Linked DNA regions of Homo sapiens: regions 1 and 3 are each linked to region 2. The links are chromatin loops, found by intact Hi-C in ENCODE. Cell type or tissue: gastrocnemius medialis. All regions are shown on one strand.

Region 1 (8,000 bases), 920 kb after region 2:
CCTGCCCCTGGCTTCCTGCTGAGCCACCAGTAATTGCTACCTCAATAAAGATGTTACTGGCTCCAGTTTAGAAAGGATAAGGAGATCTGGGACTCTCAGCCTGTCTGCCTAGTTGAACAGAGGCGTCACTCCTTGTCTTTTTCCGACCCTTGTTTATCTCTTCCTTCCCTTGGCCCTTGCTTCATTTTGTTGTAATTTCAGCCACGGGGGAGGGAAACGAAAGTCAGATGTGGAGATATCATTGGGAACAAATGGCATTTGCTGTTAATGTGGGGGTAAATGGCCTCCACTCTGACTTGTGATATTTTAACTCTCTTAAGGAAGAAAGTGACACTGCAGTTCTCTTGTGCTGCCTGGCCCAAAGGCAGGGGAACATTATTCATCTGGATCATTAACCCTAAAATATGATTTTACCCACAGCAGCATTCCATGGAGGGCAGCTACTGTGGGAAAATTGTGACACCAGGCAGAGCTCAGGCAGGGCTGAGCATCAGAACCTCAGTTTCTTTGTACATCCACTGCTCACAAGCTGTGTGACCCTGGGTTAATTTTCCAGGACCTCAGTTTTCTCATCTGTAAAATGAAGATAGCAGCCTATACCTTGCCTACTTTGAATCGTGATGGTGAGGATATCCTGAGATAGTGTCAAAGCCTTAAGGGGGCTAAAACACCGTATAATTGTTTGTTACAATTACGGATTTTTTGGGTTGGTTGCCAGCACATTGCTAACTCTGCACGTTTTTAAAAACCCTTTCCAGTACCCAGTACACAACATTCTTCCATCTCTAGCTCTCCCTGGATCAAATCCTCTTCTCAGAAAAGTTTCTGGTTATCAACCATTTATGGGTAACATTATTCCTTCTTCCTGTCCCTGGTTTCTCTAGCTCCAAACCATTCTCCACCATGCCAGCAGAATTATCTCTGAAACAGACACACCATCCTACTCACAACCCCCTTTCCCTGTGGCTCCAGCTGCCCATGAGTTTATCTGATGCATTCAAGCAAAATTTAGCCATCTCCTACTATGCCTGCCAGGCACTGTTGTAGGTGATGGAACTGTAGCAGTAAATAAAACAGGGAAGGCCTCTGCCCTCCTGAGGTTTGCATTCAAGAAGAAGACAGAAAAAATAAACAGGTAGATAGACAAAGAAGATGCCTTTAGATAGTGATACACTGGATGAAGATAGTAAAGCAAGGAGAAAGAGAAGAGTGATAGGTAAGTGGGAAGTCTTGTGTGTTTGAACTCTATTCTAATAAGAGAAGCAGCAGACATGTGTAGCCCCGGGATGAGAGGGTTAATGGGAAAAAATCTGCAGTCACAGAAGCTTGGTTACAGGATAGGCCTGGCAGAGCCGAAGGATAGCAAGGAATTGTGATGTGAGCAAAGGGAGAGTGGCAAGAGGCATGGTGAATGGGAAAGCTAGGACCCTGGAGACTATAATAAGATTCTCAACTGTGTCCTACCTGCAAAGGGAAGCTTTTGCCAGATGTGAGGCAGGAAAATGACATGATCAGATTTACCTTTTAAAAAGATCACTCTGGCTGTACTGTGGAGAATGGAATTTTTGTGGCTGAAATTCCAAAACTGTCTCGGAAACCTTCACCAGTTGGGTCCAACTTCCATTTTCAGCTGTATCTCCTATCACAAGCACACACATCCTGCACTCTTGGCATGTTAGACTCAATATTGTTTTCTACATGCCATGTTCCTTCACACTTTTTAATTCAACTATTGCTATCTTCTCTTCTGGTAATGCCCTCCTGCTTCCCCAGATGCTGTCACATCATGCATCTGACGACCCATGCTGCATGCTTGGATGTGGGGCCAGAACTGGGGCATTCTTGAGAGCTTGAAACAGATCAGGAAGATAAGCAAGCAGTAGACATTTAGTGTGCTCCTATTATGTGCCTGGCACTGTGCTGGGCCCCTAGGATACAGGTGGAATGAGGCAGACCCAGTCCCTGCCTTCGTGGAGTTTATAATCCAAAGGGTGGGGACGTGTAAAAAGGAAATATGAAATAAATTAGGGATTCTATGCCTTGAAAGAAAATCAGGAGCTAGAAGTACTCATCTTGGAAGCACAAAATCATAGATTTGTGGTCTCATGGAATCTTAAGCTTATAGAATCAAATCATCCCAGGAGAAAAAAATACTAGGAATTAGAAATGAATATTTATCAAGTCTCTGGAGGATGGGGTGGCTGTATAAGCTTAGAAGTGATAGAAGAAATCACAAAGGAAAATACATAAAGCAAACTGGAAAAATACCCACAGCCAATATGACAAAGGATTACTATCTTTATTATGTAAAGAGCGCATGCAAATCAATTAAATTCACTAAGACCCAGTAGATAAGTGAGCAGAGGGCAAGAACAGACAATTCTCAAAAGAGGAAATACATGCAACTGGTTAACAAACACAAGAAAAAAAAACGTTCACTCTCTCTAATAATCAAAGAAAGGCTTATTAAAACCATGAGATAACATTTTTTGCCTATTGAATTAGCAAAGTTTAAACAAAAACAAGAGGATGTCAATGCTTTTGAGAATGGGATGATATAAAGAATCTCACGCATTGCTGGTAGACATGTCAACTAGGGCGACCGTTCTGGAAAACAATTTGGCAATATGCATGAAGACTCTTAAAATAAGATATAATTTTAGTAATTTAATTTCTGGGATTTTTTTTCTAAAGAAAAAAATCCAAAAATAGAAAAAAGATACATGCATGAAGATTTTTTTTTTTTTTTGTGGAGTATTATTTATAGTAGCTAACGCAGGGTGTGGGGTGGACATGGGGAGGCGCGCAAGAAAAAGCGAACTGAGGGGTACAGTTATCCATTTAAGGAAACATTTCATGGCCATTTAAAAACATGTTTGTGAAATTCTTATGCTCTGTACTAAAGTTAAGTGAAGAAGGAGGACAGAAAAAGAAATTGCATATTCAGTACGATCGTGTTCACAGGGAGACGATCATACACGCGCTGACTTAAAGATTTCCAGGTTGTCAGATAGATAAGAACATCCATAGAGCTGTTGCATGAAATGGTTTGGGGCCAGGGACTTGGACTGGGCCATCTTGCTGGTTCCTCCCCTAAGGTTAGAGATTTGGTGAAGAAATAAGAAGCAGTCCCAGGCTTCCTTGGAGAACTTAATGCTTTAAAGCTGTATAATTTTAAGAAACCTGACGGGCTTGACTCCTCCATTTTACAAATGAGGAAACTGAGAACCAAAATGGTTTGGTAACTTGTTCGAGGTGGCACAGATTTGGGGCAAAGCTGGGACTGGAATTTAGACCTTCTGAATTCAAACCAGTGCAGCCTCCAGTCTCAATGTGCCTATGCCTGAGTGGGTAAACATTTGCATTTATTTGGTGGCGGTGGCGGGGGGACAGGGGGCATTTGTGCTACATCTATACACTTGTGCCTGTGGATGTACACAGCCTGCATGTGTATTCAGCTGACAAGTAACCAACCATCGCGATTTGCTTGAGATTGTCCGGATTTTATCAGTCAGGCTGGGACTGTTGCTCACTCTGAATGTGTGTGTGTTTCACCCTGTTTCGTGAGCACGCGCTTTGGGGACATCCTGTGCATCTCTTGATATGTCTGGGTTTGTTTTTCTGCTCCAAAGAGGCTGCCCTTTGGCTCCAGCCAGTCCGTCTGCTCCACAACATCTCCCTCCGTCCCTGGGCCAGGCTTTTCCTGTTTTGCTGGCTGGAGGAAGAGAAGCTCGCGGGAAGCCCCAGGGTCTGGTTCCCATAGGCCGGTGTTCCTTTGCAGGCAGCCACCACGGCACCATCCAGCCGGCTTTTTGGAAGCAGGTCAACGTCCCTCCCAGCAGATCACCCAGCCTAGCTCAACCCAGAAGTAGATGTGTTTTCTTTCACCACGCGCTCGCCTCTTGCATCTCGCGGCTTAATTGGCACTAATGGGGGTGGAGGCCGCCTTTGGACGGCTTCCCGCAGCTGCCCTCTGCTGGTCGGTAGCCGCATTGGCGGCTGGAGCCTGGGGACCTGGAACTGTGGTTTCCGCCTCAGAGCCTGTGGGCCTGGAGACGCGTGTTGGCCACAGCCGCCCTGAGACTTTGGGAGGGTTATGATAAAAGACCTTATTACCAGTCCAGGCACACCTAACAGCCCCAATGTCTCCCTCCTTGAATAAACAGATACAAAAATGCCCTCATTGTGTCTGCTGGAAAAGCAGGGGTTATTCAATAATTAGCCTGTGTGAGCTGGGTGTGGTGGCAGGTGCCTGTAATCCCAGCTACTCTGAAGGCTGAAGTGGGAAGATCACAGGAGACCAAGAGTTCAAGTCCAGCTTGGGCAACATAGCAAGACCTCGTCTTTAAAAAATAAATAAAATAAAATTAGCCTTTCACTTCTTTGGGCTGCAACTTTATCATCCGTAAAATGGGCAGTGCAATGGCATCTATCCCATTAGGTCCTTAACCAGGAGTGGTGGTGTACACCTGTAATTCCAGAAGTTTGGGAGGCCAAGGCAGGCAGGTCACCTGAGGTCAGGAGTTTGAGACCAGCCTGGCCAGCATGGTGAAACCCTGTCTCTACTAAAAATACAAAGATTAGCTGGGTGTGGTGGTGGGCACCTGTAATCTTAGCTACTTGGGAGGCTGAGGCAGGAGAATTGCTTGAACCTGGGAGGCGGAGGTGGCAGTGAGCCGAGATTGTGCCATTGCACTCCAGCCTGGGCCACAGAGGGAGATGCCATCTCAAAAAAAAAAAAAAAAAAAAGAAAGAAAAGAAAAGAAAAGAAAAAACCAAAACGACAACAACAACAAAAAACATTAACCTGTAGTCCCAGGTGGTGTACCTGTAGTCTTGGGAGGCTGAGGTGGGAGGATTGCTTAAGTCCAGGAGGCCAAGGCTGCAGTGAGCTGTGATCATGTCACTGCACTTCAGCCTGGGTGACAGAGTGAGACCCTCTCTCAGACAAAAAAAGAAAGAAGGAAAGAAAGGAAGAGAGAAAGAGAGAGAGAGAAAGAAAAGAAAAGAAAAGAGAAACACATTAGGTCCTTGCGAGGCTTAGTGCAGAATGTCTGTAAGGAACCTCACCCTCACCTCACCTGCCACACAAGGAATACCAAAAAAAGGTGTCTGTTATTATCAACAATGATGCTGTTCTCATTGCAGTGGGAGCCAGTGATGACACGAGCGGGTCTTTTCTATAGCATCATGGTGGAAGGCCACGTGGAGGAAATGCTTTCCAAGCTGGCTTCTGCTGGATTGCTAGGATTTAACAAATATTTGTGTACTATTGCAATGTGCCAACTATTGTCCAAGAAATTATAGGGGTATAGAAGTGAATAATTTGCTGTTCCCAAGTCAGAATAACTGCACTAAACTTGAAATAATGTAAAGAACTTTTATATTCAACTGAAGCATATTTTTAAAATAATGATAACCGTCTCATGTTTGTCCAGTGTGTTTCAGGTCTGAGTCCTGTTCCAGGCTCCTCAGAGAGATAATGGATGTGAGCACTATAGAAAATAGACAGCTTTCTGCAAAATTAAGGTGATTCATATTGAGGGGTGAAGTTTGTCTATATCCCTCATTGACTAAACAAATCGTTTGTGCCTGTTAGATTGATAAAGACGATCACAGAGCCATAGCACTGTGGGCCTTCAGAGCTAGAAGATACTTTATCTGCTTCTATTTCCATTCATTGCTGTCTGCAGAATACCTGTCAGGTGGGAATCTATGCTCTGTTTGAATGCTTCTGGGGATGGGGCACTCACTTCTACCCTAAGTAGAGGTCTATCTGTCTTTACATAAGCAGATACATTGAGTGTTCTGTTTTCTCTCTTACTGGCTAAATCCAGACAAGTTATGTTAATTTTGCCCCTAAATATCTCTCAGCATCCTCATCAGTACTGCCTCTGTACAAATATCACTTCCATTGCAATTATAGTCATTTTCTAATTAGACTGCTAGCTTAAGCTTGCCCCTCCCTCTTCACCCCAATCCACTCTCTATGTTACTTTGCCACATGCGAATCTGATCTTGAAGTTCCGTTTAAACCCTTTGCCTTTCCCCTGCCTAGAGAAGCTCATCCTCCTTAGCAAGGCCTATGCTGTCTTTAACAGCCCAGCTCCTAGTTGCTTTCTGCAGCAGGGGTTAGCAGACTGTGTCTCATGGACCAAATAAAACCCACAACCTATATGTTCCATGAACAAAAAACATGGTTTTGACATTTTTAAACATAAAGTGCTAAACAAACCATTATACTTTTGGAGAGAATAGTTGCTTAAAAAGTTAAGGACGCTGGCCCTTGGCCCACAAAACCTAAAATATTTACTATCTGACTCTCTATTGAAAAAGTTTGGTGATACCTGGAGAATCAGCTCCTAAGATCCCTACACACTTGACTTTGCAGCAAGCTGGCGCAATTTGCCAAACTCCAAGTATAACATGCTTTTACACAGCCCTGTCATTCCCTCTGACTGACATCCTACCCTGCCTGCCTCTGTGATAAACTCTTACTTTTTAATGATGATGATAATGATGATGACAATGGCTAATGGGTGTTAAATACTAACTGTGTGCCCATCACTGTTTTAAGTACCTTACACGCATTAATTCATTTAATACACACAACAAGCCTATGAGGGAGCACAATTATTATTTCCATTTTACAGAGAAGACTAACATGCCAGAGATAAGGTTACTTGCCCAAAGTTACAGAACTGCGAAGTGGCTGAGATGATTCAAGACTCAGCTGTGCTGTTTCCTGGAAAGCCTTCTCAGAACTCATGGAGTGGGTTTGCTGTTCTCTTTCCTTGGATAATGTAGCACCTGCCTGGATCATAACATAATCCCTAGAAGGTTGCCGCTATCTGTGTCAGTGACCTCCTTCCCACCCAGGTGGTGACCTGCTGGGGCTAGGAGTCTTATATTTTGCATTTCTGACATTCTCCCTGGCACGTATTCTTAGGCCCCAGTGCTATGGGTGCTGAAAACACCATTCAAGTGAATCAATTTGCAGGGCTTCTTGCAGGTGACCCTAGTGGCTATTTTAAGAATACGTTAACAGTGTGAGCCTACAATAGGCGTTGTTGACTGATATGGTTTGGCTCTGTGTCCCCACCCAAATCATGTTGAATTGTAATTCCCAATGTTGGAGGGGGAACCTGGTGGGAGGTGATTGGATCATAGGGGCAGATTTTCCCCTTGCTGTTCTCGTGATAGTGAGTTTCACAAGATCTGATGGTTTAAAAGTGTGTGGCACTTCCTCCTTTGCTCTCTCTCCTGCCACCGTGTGTGGATGTGCCTTCTTTCGCCTTCATCCTTCTGCCATGATTGTAAGTTTCCTGAGGCCTCCCAGTCATGCTTCCTGTATAGTCTGCAAAACTGTGAGTCAATTAAACCTCTTTTATTCATAAATTACCCAGTCTCAGATAGTTCTTTATAGCAGTATAAGAACAGACTAATGCATTGACTCAAGAGCAAAGGATATGTCAGGACCACAGAACTGAAAACTCTTGCTGTAAGACTTGATTGACCTAGGAGTGGTGGAGATGGTATAGGTTTTTCCAGGGTTGGGCTCCCTGAGAAGACTGGAGATTTAAGCCAGGAAAGACCAAAAAACCAGTTTCTATAACAGTAGCAAAAAGAGTGACACCTCCATGCAGGGGTGTTATAAATTTTCTATATGATAAAGAACACTGTAAGATATGAAATGCTATTTAATTGTTATACATACATATATATAAATAATACTGCTAGCTTTAGGAGTGGGGGATAAGTCATAGGAAGGTGTATAGAAAAAATATATTAGAAATTTTTATCCCTGTGGCTTATCATCCTGGGTCTTGAGAATCTCTTCTGTCCTTAAGTCTTAGGATCCCAGGATAAAAGTACAGTAGGTATTTCAGTCCACATTTAAGAACCACAGATGATTAAGGGATGAAGAAGCCTTAATGATCATCCAGTTCAACCCAATGGAGAGAAATCCTTAGGCAAAATATTACCTTAAGCAAGAAGAT
Region 2 (8,000 bases):
TTTGTCACTGGCTTTTCTTATTTTATTTGGCTGACCTTTATGTGGCTGACAGTGATGATGTTACCCTTGCCAAGCACCCAGATGCATTATATTTAAGGCATCTATTATGGGGCAGTGATGGGTGGGCTGAAGAGCATGGGCCTTGAAGCCCACACCTGGCCTCACCATCCTGACCTTGACCATGAACAGCCTTGTGTGTCACAGTTTCCTCATCTCTAAAATGGGGAGTGTAGTAACACGTAAGCACATTGGGTCATTGTGAAGATTAAATGAGAAAATGCCTGGAAAGCACTTAGCATGGTGGCTGACACACTGGCCCTGGAGAGCCTCCTTGGTTTTCATGTCCTCTTTAAATCCTCCCCACTCTTCTCTGAGGTCCTCTGGCTGCACACGTGGTTGTGTGCAGGTGGGAGCTGAGAGAATCCCACATGATACTGTTGTTGTGTACAAAAGGCATTTGGGAACTCCTTGTGCCAGTGACATGTGGCATGATTTACAAAAGGGCCTGACATTTCCAGCAGTCTGGATGACTAACTTATCATGACCAGACTGGTGGTTTAGCATTTAAAAGCTTTAATTGGCAGGTGGTGCCTTGGCCTTGTTTTGTCAGGATTGGAAGCACAACAGTATTCTCCTGGATCAGGGCTTCTTCACCTTTCTTGCCCTCTGCATCCTTTTGGCAATCTACTGAAGCCAGAGACCCCTATCTTGAAAAAATGTTTAAATGCATACAATATATGTGTAGGATACTAAAGGAAACCAAATATTTTGAAATTAGGTTATCAAAATATAAAAAAATTATGCTATGGAAATGATGCTTCTTTATTAATATGTTAAATAGTAAGATATGGTGGTGAGTATAAGTAACTGCCGTAGCTATGAAGTAGTGATAAGAATGAATATTTTGAGATATCTGCAACATATACAAAATAACTATTTCTTTTGATGACAAAGTCAAGGTAATACTACTAGTATTACTATGGTTTGTAGCAATAGCAGTATTCCTTCAATTCATAATTGAAGGTAATGCTAAATTTCAGTTAGAGGTTAGTGGAAATAGGGATGTAATTTTTTTCCCTTGCTCATATTCCTACAGCCTGTAAATTTTAATCAAGTTGAAAACCCCTGTCGTAGGTGGTATGTCTTAGCTTTAGGAGAAAACACAAGTCAATATAAACTACAAAGGCTGTTTGCAGCCCCAATTTCTTGACGGACTGAACATCCGCCTCCAGCATTTAGAGAGCATTTAGTTGGTGCTAGGCATCATGCTGGATATTCTGTATGCATTAACTTTATTTTAACATTTTTTCTTATTTTGAAATAGTTTTAAATTTGTAGAAAAATACAAAAATAAAGGATTGTATTTTTTTCTGAGCCTTTTGAGAGAAAGTTGCCAATGTGAAGCCTTGTCCCCTCTGAATGTGCTAGTGTATATTTCTTGTAAACAGGAACATTCTCCTGTATAACCTCAGCCCAGCCACTACAACCAGGAAATTAGCCTGGACTGATTTCCTTCATTGCTACCTTCTAATCCTCAGACTCATTTGAATTTCATCAGTTGTCTCAATAACACCCTTTGTAGTGAAAGGATCCTATTCAGGATCATGCCTTGCATTTAATAGTCTTGATTCTTTAGTCTTTAGTTTGGAACAGTTCTAAAATCTTTCCTTGACTTTCATAACCTTGACACTTTTGAAGTGCCTGGGCCAGTTATACCATAGAATGTCCCTTCAGTTTGGGTTGTTTGTCTGGTGTTTTCTTGCTGATTAGATTCAGTTTATGCATCTTTGGCAGGAATATCACAGTAGCGATGCTATGTTCTTCTCATTGTGTCCTGTCTGATGGTACACAGTTGGATTTGCCCCATTACTGGCCATGCTAACTTTGATAACTTTATCAAGATAGTGTCTGCCAGGTGTCTTGACTGTCTAGTTATGCTTTTTTCCCTTTGTATTTAATAAGTATTTTGGGGGAGGTGTTTTGAGTCTATGTAAACATCTTGACTTTTACCTACTAGTTTTAGCATCCTTTTGTGTTTCTTGGCTGAATTATTTATTACTGTGATGGTTGGCGAAGGGTGATTTTTCTAATTCCATTATTCTTTTTACATTTATTAGTCATCATCATTTTTCTATAAAGAAAAACCTACTCTTTTTCCCTCCTATTCATATCAATATGGATTTATGAATTCCTGTTTTATTTGGTGGGTTATAATCTGTTACTATCAGTTATTATCAGTGGGTTATAAACCATTACTCATTATTTCAATGCTCAAATCATCCCAGATTTGGCTTGTGGGAGCCTTTCCAAACTGGGTCTGTGTGTCCTTTTGACAACATTCCATCATTATTTAAGCATTTCTTTAAAAATTTTTTCAGCTTTGAGTTATAATTGACAAATTAAAATTGCATGTATTTAAGGTACACTAGATATTTGGATATATATATACATTGTGAAATGATCACCATAATCAAATTAATTGGCATATCGATCATCTCACATTGTTACCTTTTTTTGTGTGATGAAAAAACCTAAAATCTACCCTCCTGGCACATTTCAAGTGTAAAATACAGTATTTTTTGTTTGTTTGTTTGTTATTTCAGGGTCTTGCTCTGTTGCCCAGGCTTCAGTGCAGTGGTATGATCCTAGCTCATTGCAGTCTCAAACTTCTGGGCTCAAGGGATCCTCCTGTCTTAGCCTCCCAAATAGCTGGGACTATAGGTGCATGCCACCATATCCAGCGAATGTTTTTATCTTTTACTTTTTTGTAGAGGCGGGGGTCTCACTATGTTGCCCAGGCTGGTCTTGAACTCCGGGCCTCAAGTGATTTTCCCGCCTTGGCCTCCCACAGAGCTGGGATTATAGGTGTGAGCCGCTGTGCCTGGCCAGGGTATTGTTACATATAGTCATCATGCTGTATATTACATCTCTGGAATTTATTCATCTTGCGTAACTAAAACTTTGTTCCCTTTCACCAACATCTCCCATATCCTCATCCCTCCAGCCCCTGGCAACCACTGTTCTATAAGCACTTCCTCATTTTTTGGCACAATAAAATGCTATACACATATCTTTTATTGTTCCTGATTTTCCTTGTCCTAATACGGGAATCAGCCATTTCTCCAGGTATCCCTGGTTCCTTACAGTATGCAATTTATCTTTCATCTGCTCTGTAACTCCATAAGGCAGTGGTAATTGTCCACCAGTTTTACAGGTGAGAATACCAAGGCTCCTAGTAAGTAACTTCCCAGAGTCTCAGAACTGGTAGGTGGCAGAACCAAATTTTGAACATTAAAAAATTTCACATTTGTGAATGTGAATTCATAAAATGACATCCACATTTCATAAATGAGGAGACTGAAGCTCATAGAGTTTTGTTAAGCTACTTACCCAAGATCATACCTCCAGTAAGTGGCAGAGATCCAACTCAGATTTCTTCATCATCACTGTGTTCTGGATGCCTCCCAAGAATACCTCAGTTGACCTCTTCTACTTGACTGTAACTAAATCCCTAGTCCCCAGTACTTGCCAGGTTTTGGTTTGTGAATTTCTCTTCTTTGGAGCAACAGTGAATATGGAAAGATATTTTTTTTGTAGTGTTTTAAAAACGATGAACAGCAGCTCTGAGGGATGACAGACTCATGATGGGCTAATCCCATAGCTGGTGCGTCTTCCTAGCAGCTGTTGGAAGCAGTATTGGAAGCTCAGCTCTCTGCTTTGTTCTGGGATGAGTGATGGGCAGTCATTCCCCACTCCTCCTGAAGGTGGTGCTCTCTGACTGTGGCCTGAGCCAGAGCCAGGCACAGGGCCTCTCTCACCTTCGTTTGATTTTAAAAACTGGGACTAGCTACATATGTTTGCATAATATAAGGATGTACTCTTTCAAAATTCTTTCCTTAATGTCAAATGCCCATTGTCATTTCCAGGAAAAGAAACAATCATCAGACTATGAAGAGCTGATTCAGGTCTTAAAGAAAGAGCAGGACATCTATACCCATCTGGTCAAATCTCTGCAGGAATCAGACAGGTAAGCGTTTCTGTCTGGACATCACACATGTGAATGCGAACACACACACATGCACGCGCATACACGCACACACCCTTTCAATCAGTGCTGATCTCTAAGGCAGCAAAGCCCTGCCAGTTTGCTTATGGAGCTTATAAAGCTTGGGTGGCGACTGCCCTATTTGATAGTCACATATACCTGTTTTCTATCAAGAATTGTCTGATTTTTGGCAACAAAATTGATTACTCAGGTTTTAAAATCATGATTACTCAGGTTTTAAAAATACTTTATTATATATTTAGAAAGTGCTTCTATGTGTATTATCTCATATGATCCTCACAGCCTTTCTGTGAAGTAATAATAATGCTATCCCTGTGTTTTCTATAAGGTCATGAAAACTAAGATAGGGTAAGTGACTTGCTCAAAGTCACACAGATGTCAAGTGACAGAACCCTGGGACTCAAGCAAGTCTCCCTATCTCTGCAGAATTGCTGAAATGAGTTGCTGCCAGCAAGGTGTGGTGGGGAGAGCCAACTCTAGGATAGAGGCCTTGTTCTAGCCCTGACTCTCCCACTTTCTAGCTCTGTGTCCACAGGCAAGTGCTGCTCTGGGCCTCTGTCCATGTGTCTGTACACACAGGGTTGGCCTCAGGGACTTCTCAGAATTGAGAAGTCCTTTTTTTTTTTTTTTTTGAGATGGAGTCTTGCTCTGTTGCCCAGGCTGGAGTGCAGTGGCAGGATCTCGGCTCACTGCAACCTCCGCCTCCCGGGTTCAAGCGATTCTCCTGCCTCAGCCTCCCAAGTAGTTGGGACTACAGGCACATACCACCACGCCCGGCTAATTTTTTGCATTTTTAGTAGAGATGGTGTTTCACCATGTTAGCCAGGATGGTCTTGATCTCCTGACCTCAGGATCCACCCACCTCCGCCTCCCAAAGTGCTGGGATTACAAGTGTTGGTCACCTCTCTCTACACAGTGGGATGGGTACAGCTGAAAGGATATGATGTCTGGGATTCATTTCCAAACAGTGCAGAAGCTGAGGACGTGGGTGGGAATATCAAAAGAACAAGATTGGCCCTGGCTCTCTGATTGTTGGGGCTGGGGTATGTGTAGATGGGGGAGAGGTTCATTACAGTAGTTTTTTTTTTTTCCTTTTGTATATGTCTAAAATTTTCTATAATGAAAAGTTAAAAAAGAATCACCCCTCATTTCTCCCTCTCATATGTCCTCTGCTCTTACCATAGTGAGCTCTTTATCGTTCCCTGGGCTGTGTGTTCCTGCCTGTACCTTCACCTGTGTTTCCTACCCTTCTATTCCCAACCTTTCCCCTACTTTGTCTCCTCCCAGTCCTTTAGAATTTAGCTTGAATGTTACATTTGTCAGGCAGCCCAGCTAATCCCCAAAACAGTTGCCTCTCTGTGTTTCTGCCCTGCGTGGGGAGGTCACCTTCTGTAGCCGTCTGTGCCTGCTCTGCCTCCTCACCTGTGTTGGAGCTCCCTCAGGGCAGGGGTCCCACCTTACTGTCTCTGCTCCCCAGGGCCTGGTACAGAGTAGGCATTTGGGAAATGTTCTGTGCAGGAATGCCCCTCCCTGCCATGTTGATCTTCTAAATTATGAGATAATTTCCAGATTTTTTCATAGGAAATGAGTTTAGGGAAAATGAAAACATGCTGCTGAAATTCTGGGAGTAGGCGTCACTCTCTGAAAGTGAGTTTTTTCAAGAAACCTCAGCTGCTGGTCATTTTCACTTGGCAAGTGGTGTTGGGGGAGGTGGGCGGTGGGAGCGAGCAGTGGGGGGCACTGGGGGTTGAGTCGTGTGGAAACTCACAGAGGGAGTGGACACATTTCATTTCAATTGCGCAGCTTCTCTGGGTAGGAGCCAGGTTGATTCTGGGTACTGAGAGGCCTTGTGGGTGGATATGGTTGCTCCTGAGTCTTCTCAGCTTCATGAGGGGCTCCCAAGTTTCACAGGCTCTTTCTTAATGAATGAAAACTTGGATGGGACTGAGGCGGGTCAGGGCTAACTCGGACTAACAAAGACTAACCGGGACTAACAAGGTTTCTTAAAAGGCTTCCTGTTCATCTTCAGACTTGTAATACATTCAGTGGGAGACAGACCTAGGTCCACATCTCAGCTCTGCCACTCAGCAGCCCTGAGCTCTTGGGTAAGTAATTTCTCACCCTGAGCCTCAGTGTGTTTGTGAAATTGAGATTGGCTGGTCTGCCTACTTACCTACCTACTTAGATGTCTACCTGCTTTACAGGGTTGTGTTGAAACTAGAGAGGACACTGTGTAAAGACCTAATACTTCCTGGCATGTAGTAAGCACTCAGTAAATGGTAAGATTTCTTAAGAATAATGACAGCATGAAAAGCTTACATATGTCTCAATATTTCATCATGCATAAACTTAGTTTACAGGAGGTTTTTGAATCCTCAGACCTTGGCATATCCAGAGGGCAGAATGTGGGCTAAGGAAGGTAGAGCTCTCTTCTGTAACTCCAGCACTGTTCACTCTGGAAATTGACAGGAAAGGTGGATGACCCTGAAGACAGATGATGTACTGTGATTAAAACTGGAAAGGGAAGTCAAGAAGGGAGGAAACTCATTGTGAGCAAGAATGTGGCTGATCCTTTCACTTTTACTATTTATTCTTCACAGCAGCACTTAGAAGTTGGTGGATGATCCCCAAATTACAGAAGTGGAAATGTGCATTCTAAGACACCCGGTGTTCCGCAGTGAAGGATTATCAGTGCTTAGGTCGTCTTGGCTCCCAACCCAGGTTCTTGCTGATACACTCCCCATCTTGAGGACTAGCACAGTTTCCCTGTAACTCAGGATTTCTCAGCCTCAGCAGTATGAGGCTTTGAGGCTGGATAATTTTTTTGTCATGAGGGCATGTCCTGTGCTTTGTAAGATGTTTAACAATCCCCGGCCTCTACCATGGGAGGGTCGGCACACCTGATCCTCCCATGGCAGTTGTAACAACCAAAAATGTCTCCAGACATGGCCAAATGTCCCCTGGCGGGTGGGGGCAAAATCATCTCCAGATGATTATCATTGCTGTAACTCATGAAAATCAGCAATCTTGGCTCATAAATATTGTCTTCTGTATGGGAGTTGTTAGAGTATGTGGAAGGAAGGAAATGATGTTTGTTGAGCATCTCATATGTGTTAGCCCCTGTCCTAACGTCTTTCCCATGTAATATCTCATTTATTCCTCAACACAATCGCAAAGCAAAGGTATTATTATTCCCATTTTGCGTGAGGAAATCAGGACTCAGTTAGTTGAACTGGCTTGCCCAGTAGTGGTGGCGTGCTATTTTGAGCTTCGATCTCTCTAACTCCTTGTTTCTGCTCCTGTCTGCCCTGCCCCAGTTCCAGGAAGAGGAAGGTTTTTGTTTTTTTCTGAGTGAAGCACCTTTTGTTCTCCCAACTCCTCACACCTTGAAAAGATTCTCAAGTTGGGAAAACATAAATGACAGACACAGGAGCAGCAGCTGTGTACTTTTCACCCTGTCAGAAAATGGAAGAGGGAGTGAAGCAGTTAGCTTTCCCCAGCCCTAATCGCAGGAGCTTCTCTAAAACAGTCTCTTTTTTTCTCCCTGGTTAAATGCCTCTGCAGCATGACTGCATCCAAGCGAGTGCTGTGCTGTGACACCTCTGTGAGGTTTTTCATCAGCCTTACAAATTGATCATTATGATTGTCTTAAAATGGAACTAGATACAAGTTGCTAGTAGGGCCCTTTCCCTTGCGTGAAGACTGCTTCACAATGAACTGTCCTCAAAGCAGCAAGCATAGAAGATTAGACATAATGGTTTATTTTCCTTCCAATGTGTGTTGATTTATGTGTGCAGTCCGATGGATGGAGCTGGAAGTCTCTGAAGGAGAAGCGGGGCTTCTTTGAGGAGTCTGGCACACATATTTGGAGTAATTGCCTCTAACCATTCGGGGGCTATTGATCCCTTTTGAAAAATCTGATGAAAGCTTATAG
Region 3 (8,000 bases), 89 kb after region 2:
CGATTCCTCATCTCTAACTGGAGACGTGAGTTCCAAAGGACTCAGACTAACTAGTTGGTCCCGGGTTCAATAGCAACTTTATAAAAAGCACCCCAGTTTTCTCATCTGTAAAATAAGGATGATAACGCTACCTAAACTGTATTGTACTTAGCACAGTCTCGGGGGCAGAGGAGATGCTCAACCAGTCCCTCCTCTTTCTTTCCATTAGGCCAGACCAAATCCTATGCATGGAGGTGGCAAATCATTCATAGTAAGAAGAGCCGCAAATGTCTCATAGCACTTCCCCTCCTGAGCTGGTATTGTCCATCTCCATATCTCCTAGGCCTGGCACAGAGCAGGCTCCGCCAGAGCAGGGTGAGGGGCTTGCTCCAGGCAGCATAGCTGGTGGCTGACCCGGGCCTGCAACTCCTCCTTTGCCAGGCTCTGCAGCTCATCCCAAGGAGTCAGGTCCTTGGAAATTCTCCAAGCCCTGCGGACTTCACAGACCTGCTCTGGGTCTAAAGGGACTAGGAGAAAGTTGGCATAGCACCTCCTCTTCCTCCGTCCCCTCATGGTGATGGGGAAGAGCAAAGGCCAGGGCTGATTGCTACCTGGTCAAACTGACACCATACCTTCTCAGAGTCTACAGGGGAAAGTAAGGAAAAGGCATCCCAGTGGGACCCTAAGAGTCCTGATGCCCTGGGGCCACTCACTGGCCATGTGACCTGGAACCAGCTGCCTCAGGTCCTCATTTGCAAAGCGAGGACAGTAGTTCTGCCCCATAGGGTGGGGGAGTATTCAGTGAGGCCACCGTTGGAAACCACCTGTCACCAGGTCAACACTGCTCAGCTCAGGTCGGTACCTTCTTCCCAGCACTCTGCTGAGGTGGGAAGAACCATGGACTGAGTTGGGCAGGCCCACATGTGAGTCCCAGCTCTGTGCTGGGGCCAGTCTAGATTTGGGACGAGTCCTTTGTCGCTGTGTTCCTCGGTCTTCTCCTTGCAGTGGGGATTTCTGTGCTTTGGAACGTGGCAGTGCTGTTGAGGTGTAGGGGTCCCCTCAAAGCTTGAGCCAAGTGATCCTTAGTTCTTCTGCCATGAGCTTTGTTCTCTAGGGACATGGAGTGCTCTTTCACAATCATCTTCAACCTCCACAGCTGTGATACTTAATCTTTTCTGGGTCTCAGGCCCCTTGGTGAATCTGGAGAAAGCTGTGGTCTCTCTGTGGAAAAATGCGGACGTCCAGATACATACCCCCATTTGCACACAGTGTCGGAGGGTTTAGGACTGACCCCCCAAACATATCCAGGGCCCCATGTCAGGAACTTTGCCCTGCAGCAGGAGGTCAGGTTGGGGTAGAGGGGCAGTGGCCACCTCTGAAAGTCGTTTTGCTTGGCTAAAAACAAAGTCCACACCGTCTGTCCCGTCCCCAGTGTCACAGATTGCAAATAAACTCCATTACCTCCAGATGGAAATTTTCGTGAGGCAAGAAATCAATATTTTCTCAAGGCCACCACACGACAGACACCTATTCTGAAGAAGCCACTGGGGAGTCAGGCTATGTGTGTTGGGCGTTGAGTCTGTTACAGCCTCTGGCACTGTTGGCTAAAGGCGCGGCTCCAGAAGCCTTTGGTATTTCCAACGTGGGGAGTAAGCTGATCTTACTCTCACCAAGCCCTGTTGAGAACAGATTCCCTATCAGGCTCAGAACTCTGATCAAGAGGGGCATTCTTGCCACTGCTGGAGTTTGTGTTGGACAAGAAAAAGCCTGAAGGAAGACCCACCTTTACAGTTGCTCCTGAAAGCCAGGGCTCGCCTGCCCCTCCTGGGAATTCTCATGCACGGGGGATCTTTCTAGTACAGTGCTCCGGGCGTCAGTGTCAGCAGGGACCTCTGAAACCATCCCACCCAACCAGCTCTTGTCCAGGCAGAATGTGACTTGCCCAGAGGAATCAGGCTGGGCTATTCCACCAGCTAAAGGGCAGGCAAAGGAGAAGCAGCATGCCCACGGTTTTTTCTTCCAGGCCATTTGGAGCTGGCTCTAAGAGCTGCTGGGTAAAAACCTGGCTTCGTAGAACTTGGACCCTCATATGTGGGTCTGCCTGATCGGGGCACAGTCCCTTCCCACAGCTGCTTCCCAGAGGGCCTAGGAAACTAAAGAGTGCTGGGCAGGCCCAGGCCTCTACCCTCCCTGCGCCATTGCCCTCCCTGGCCCACAGAAGTGAGCCTGAGGGATACCTGGACAGCCAGGTGGCCGTGCACAGCTGTAGGGTGTTCTCTGAACCGGCATAGCATGCTGTAGCCTCTGCATCACTGTCAGGTGGTGGCTTAGCGGGGCCTCAAAGAGGTGTTGTTGATGCGTTATTTGGCCCTGGGGTTTGTGATGGGTCAGGTGGGCCCTTTGTACCTCCCTCTGGTCTGGATGCTTCAGACCTCGTGTTGTCTACATGTCCGAGCCCTTTGGGGTGGGGTTCATCCTCCCTGCACTTGGCTTTCACACAGCTCTCCTGGATATCCATGGCCCTAATCATTGCATTCTTTGCTCTCTCCTCAGTGGTCGTAACCCACAAAATCCTTCGGAAGGCCAGAGGAAACCTGGAGGTATGCCCTTTGAGTCTTTTCACTGCAGGCCAGTGGAAGGTCAGGAGGAGTGCAGGGCCAGAAAGGACCTCTTGAAAAATGAAGGTGCAGGTGGAACCAGGGGACATGTCCTCCTCAGAGAGTTGTTTCTGCCAGCAGTGCATGAAAAGTTGTGTTTTATCATGCCCTGTCGCCAGTAGGGGTTCTAAGTTTTAAATTTGTATGCTATTTTTACCAGTAAGAAATACAGCAAACAATGCTTGACACATAGTAGGCATTTGATGAATATTTCTTGAATGAATGAATACAGTATGATCTCATCGTTGTTTATTAGGTAAATATTTACTGACCAAACTATGTTTTTGAAAGCACTTTGAGAATAACAGTCTCGCTTTCACCTCTGTCGGGGTCTTACTTCAGAAACCTCCTTTGGACTTAAAATTCTCCTTTTTTTTCTTCCTTTTCCTAGCTTAGGCCTGGGGGAGCCCATCCAGGAACATGCAGTCCCAGCAGACCAGGCTCCTGAGAAGAACTTTCAGCCAATAAAGCTTGTGCTTCCCCCACCGAGCTCACGCTGTCTCTTTGTTCCAAGTGTGGTTCCTATTTATTGAGGAAGAAAGAGCTGTCTGGCCAAAGGAAATCTATTTTTTCCCTTCATGTTTTCTCTCTGAAAGTTGGCTTGAGAGTTGTTGTCAGAAAGGTGCAGGTGCTCCACAAACGGGTGGTAAAAAGGCCTCGAGCTCTTGGATGTTGTATTTCAGATCAGGGGCAGGCACCGGAGTTGAGGCTGTGCGCCTTGGTGGGCTTCACGTCTTCCCCTGGATTTGCTTAGTACTCAGCCAGTGCCACAGTTTGAAGATTCTCATTAAATGATTCATTTCATTTCACCTTGACGATTCTGTTGTTTTGTGTGGCGCCTCAAAGCCCAGGTCCCAAAATCCCAAGTGGGACAGGCCAGGGTTCCACGAGTCGCATGGCTCACTGCTGAGCTCGTTCAAGTGTCCAGAGAAGAGCACCTCCGTGCAGCGTGGCCATGGGCACTGGTGTGTGCTCAGCATCTCACAGTCTGCTGGACAGCAGCCCTTGCAGTGGTGCCATTCCCGATTTAGCAAAGAGCAGAGTGAGGCCCAGAGCTGGAATGTGGCATTTGCATTGTTCCCGTGATGACAGGGGTGTGTCATCAGCCATCCACATCGCTGCCTCTGACCAAGATGCCCCCAGCCAAAACACTTTAGCGGCTTCCCACTACCCTCTGATCCAAGCCCGAGCCCCTAACAAGGTTTACAAGCCTTGCTGGCACCTCCAGCTCCTTGCCCATCTCGCCTCCTCCCGCTCCACTCTGTGTTCCAGGCAAACGGAACAGTGTTCTCCCCAGTCTAACCCAGGCTGCGCCCTCTTGGACATGCTCCTCCCACCCTTTCTTTTTCTAGTTAGCTTTGAATGGTCCTTTAGAAATATTTTTTCTGCCCTTGGGGAAGCCTCTCCTGACCCGATACTAGGTGAAATGCCCCACCTCTGCTCCCGCAGCCCCCACACCACTGTGCAAATCCTCTGAGCCCCTGGAGAGCAGAGGCTTGTGTTGACCATGGAATTGCCAGCACCTGACCTGGCGCCCAGCTCCCCAGACACGATGGTGAGGGGAGGAGACGGGATTGCACTTGCTGGAAGCGTAGGGTGCAGCAGCCCCGGCTGGGAGTCCGGGGAGTGGCCTCATGCCACTTTGCCTGTCTCCCCATCCATTAAGAGAGGGGCGGAGGAAGTGGGCAGTACAGACCCTTTCTGCTTCGGTTCCTGCCATCTGTGCTCTTCCTGAGAAATATTTGCACAGGTGTACCTCGGTAGAATACGTACCAGTGTGTGAAAACTCAGATTGAGCCATAATGTCACTGGAGTGCCTTTCGCAAGCAGTCACAACAGTTGACTTCCTAAATGGAAGCTGGGTCGGTGTGGCGCTGTGGAGCAGGAGGCCTGGTTCCCGTCCCGAGTCTTGTGCTTCTGTAAATGAGAGTTACTCTTGTCCAGTACTGTTACAGAGTTCGGAGCCTCAGATTTTGAAAGCAGCTGAACAACAAGGCCCTTTCCACAAATCGGTGACTCTTCTTCACTGTCTCAGTGGCTGGTCTTAAGCAAGTTTTAAAGTACTGTTTTAAGTTCTATGGCTGTGTTGTGCCAAACCCCTATTAACCTCAGTAGGGGAGGCACCAGGTTCAAGGGGCCTGAGAAGAGACCCACAGAGCCAGCAAACAGGATGTGGGCTTTATTAGGGGCTTACATACAGGGGAACAGTCCAGAGGCGGCAGGCTGGACAGGAGAACTGCTTTTCGTACAGAAACAGATGGTTCAGTGGCAGCGGCTGAACAACACAGCCCACGGCCCAGGTGGGGCAGGAAAACCATCACCACTTATAAACAGCATGCAGTTTATATAGCATTTTCACTTAACCTTCCCCCAAGGACCTCTACCTGGGAACCTTTTTTTAACCCAAAACTCAGGGCCTCAGTTCCCTGTACAGCCCATGTCCCATGAGACGGGCTTGGGGGCTCAGATACTCCTCACAAACAAGGAACAAATCTCCGGGTTGGCCACTCCTAGATTCTCTAGCTCAGAACAACATTAAGACGCGTCTGCCATACAGGGTCGTTCTAAGGTTGTGCTTAAGCTATTGCTGTCAGGGTGTTTACCCTCCAGGCAGGTGTGCGCAAATGTAAGCATGTGTGGTTGCGGGGGCAGTGGGGAGGAGGGGAGGAGGTTGTACAGTGTAGTAGATGCAGCTCAGGCAAGGCCTGGAAGTCAGACCTGGGCTCAGATGTCCCCACAGGGGAAGAGTCCTACCTTGCCTGGCACATGGTCAGTGCACAGCCCATGGGAGCTGAACTTGGTCATTGGCAAGGGCTTGAGGTGCAGGGATTGGAGGAGAGATCCACATTGGATTCTGGTACATCCCAGGCCCGTCTGGTTGGTGAACCCAGGCACGCCTGGAGCAGGAGCTGCAGAGGAGGGGCTCCAGGAGCCCAGCTGGCCATTTGCTTCAGGTCACCCACAGCTTTTCAGGAACACAATAATCTAAAACGAAGTGCATTTTTATCCGCCAGTTTAGAGTCACGTAAAATACTTTCAACCTTGGGCTAGTGAAGGCCCTCCCTCTTCTGGGAGGTGGAGGAGCAGCCTGGTTTGTTTGGGCTGGATTAATGCCAAGAACAAACTGCAAATAAGACAATTTGGACCTTGGAAAAAGCTCCATTGTCCCTGGTGAGTTAATTTTACCAGCAGCTGAATTCGGGAGGCTTTGAAGCAGTAATCAGAAAATGCGTCAATTTCCCTTCAGTGAAATTAATCACCACGTGTGCTGGAGGAGCTGCACCTGAGAGAAACAGCTGCAGGGACTAAATATATAGTGAGAGGATTGGGAGACAGGCCCAGGGCCCCCTGCTTGCCCTACCTTGGAAATGGTGCTTTTATCTCACTTCCGAGGCCCACATCCCAACGTCCCTATCGGGGTCCTGGAGAGTAAAATCCTCGCGCCTCAGGCCGGCGCTCACCTGGGATGGCAGTAGCCACACTGTGCATCTCAGTAATCTGCACCACCTCACCCATTTTACAAATGAGAAGACTGAGGGATGTAGCCAGAATTTGAACCTGAGTCTGTTAAAACCTGATGTCCCTTGGATTATCAGTATTCCCCCAAAATGCCATCTCTTCGAGAAACTGCAGCATTTCCCTGTTACAAATCGAAGTATTCTCAGTCTACCCTTTCCAACAAAATGTCTCTGGATGACCAGAGCAGGAGCCCAGAGACCCACAATTGAATTCCTCAACACAGCAGCCCCGAGAACTGCTTGTAAGTGGGTGGTGGAAGGGAGAAAGAGTGATCTTGTTAATAAGTTCTCGGCATTGTGGAAACCGAGAAACCTGCCTGGGGGATCCGGCCCTGCCAAATTGCCTCTTCAATCTTGGCCATATTTTAAGGCTAACTCAAAAATGCAATTATCAAAATCACTCATCCCATCTCCTGAGAAGCCCCGGACTCTGCCTCAGGGGCTAGACCTGTTTACCTCTTGCCACAGATGGGTGCCAGGTAGGATGGGGGTGAGCAGATCCAGAGACCCGGCTCCCCAGGTGGGGCCTTCTAGTGGAACCAAGCCTCGGTTTCCTTATTCACAAAAATTATGAGATGTGGAAAGATATACAGTGGCTAACTGTGAGGCCCAGACATGGCCAAATTGCAGGGGTTCATCTATTCACCTCAGTGAAGGGTCTGCCTTTGGCCAGCAGCACATGCTAGAGACATCCTTGCACCTCCTCCCTCACCCTCCATATCCCATCCATGATCAGGGCCACTCTCTCCACTTGTATCTCCCAAGGCCATCGCTTCATTCATCTCCAGTGCCACCTCAGTCCAAGTGACCATTAACTCTCACCTGGACAGCTTACTGTCCAGTTGGCCTCCCACATCCACCCACCCCTCCAAATGTCTGCCAGACCACAGCTAGAGTGATTCTTTAAAAGGGAAAGCAAATCATACTATCCCCCTTGTTTAAAATATGGGATGCCTCTCACCACACCTAGTGTGGTCAGCAAGCCCTCAGTTCCCTGAGCCCCCCTGTCTGCCTTCTTGGCTCCCTGTGCTCTAGTCTCTTAGGGCTTTTGTCTCTGTCCACAGGACCTTTGCACATGCTGCAGCCTGCCTAGCATGCTCTCACCGTGGCTTCTCCTGCTAGTCAGAGATGGCTTCCCGATCAGGAGCCCCTATTCTGCATGATCAGAGCGTGATGATCCCCCCTCACTGGCACTTGGCCGCTGTGTGACTTTGGGTTCTTCCTCTCCCTGTCATTGACCTGAAGCTCCGTGAGAACACAGACCTCATGTGATTTGCTCACACCAGCCCCGCTGCCTGGGACAGGGCCAGCAAATATATTCACTCAGCAAACATTGCCAAAGCTTCGCCAGCCTCCTTCTGGAGGAACTCAGGTTGGTCGGGAGAACAGACAAGTAATATAGTGAATAGGGAACATTTGCTTAGACCTGGGGTCCTGGGAGCCTGGCTGTCTTTGGAACATCATCATAGGCAGTCATTGTGACAGCCCTGGGTGGGAGGGACTGCTTTTTTCATATGAAGGACTGGGGCACAGAGTGACCCGCCCAAGATCACACAGCTTCAGATGGAGGCCCGTAGGCTACAGAGCCCAGCTCCCTGCCGCTGCGTGTGAGTGCAGTTTAGTTTGGCGAGTGCCCAGGCAGCTGGTCAGGCTGGAGTGCAGCCCACACTGGCAGCGTCTGCTTCCACTTGCGGCCCACTCAGGCAGTTCCTGCCAGTGGTCCAAAGTCCAGCCCTGCTCCTGGTGAGGCCCAGAGGGGCCTCATCCTCGCTGGGAGGCAGGCAGTTGGAGTTGCTTCTGACTCAACCTTTTAGACCTCTTTGTCCTCAGGGTTGCCCAAGTCCCC

The links. Hi-C counts contacts between places; a loop is a spot of excess contacts. Peaks named below come from ENCODE experiments on the same cell type or tissue, not always from the same donor. Only the 100,000 strongest peaks of a DNase experiment are listed, where the experiment ranks them.
Region 1: it touches region 2 in a loop (35-fold over the local background); 36 of 110 quality-filtered maps call a loop at or near these places.
Region 3: it touches region 2 in a loop (2.4-fold over the local background); 3 of 110 quality-filtered maps call a loop at or near these places.

The regions. Positions count from the first base shown.
Region 1 is chr9:119,552,219-119,560,218 of GRCh38, reverse strand. No RefSeq gene overlaps it. Among named protein-coding and RNA genes, the nearest start is that of BRINP1, 190 kb to the right of the region's middle. RefSeq lists enhancers at 3,791-3,840, 3,791-4,311. In gastrocnemius medialis, a CTCF peak has its summit at 3,980 (motif pointing left); a DNase peak (open chromatin) is centred at 3,924; H3K4me3 peaks cover 505 bases.
Region 2 is chr9:120,473,377-120,481,376 of GRCh38, reverse strand. It overlaps CDK5RAP2 (CDK5 regulatory subunit associated protein 2), which reads left to right. Exons shown (of 38, transcript NM_018249.6): 15 at 3,927-4,027. Among named protein-coding and RNA genes, the nearest start is that of CDK5RAP2, 100 kb to the left of the region's middle. In gastrocnemius medialis, a CTCF peak has its summit at 3,759 (motif pointing right); DNase peaks (open chromatin) are centred at 446, 2,894, 3,447, 3,726 and 1 weaker place; H3K27ac peaks cover 4,573 bases.
Region 3 is chr9:120,384,320-120,392,319 of GRCh38, reverse strand. It overlaps CDK5RAP2 (CDK5 regulatory subunit associated protein 2), which reads left to right. Exons shown (of 38, transcript NM_018249.6): 37 at 2,533-2,579; 38 at 3,028-3,445. The coding sequence ends at 3,084. Among named protein-coding and RNA genes, the nearest start is that of MIR147A, 140 kb to the right of the region's middle. RefSeq lists an enhancer at 1,715-2,215. In gastrocnemius medialis, no CTCF peak of the experiment used is centred here; no DNase peak of the experiment used is centred here; H3K27ac peaks cover 1,401 bases.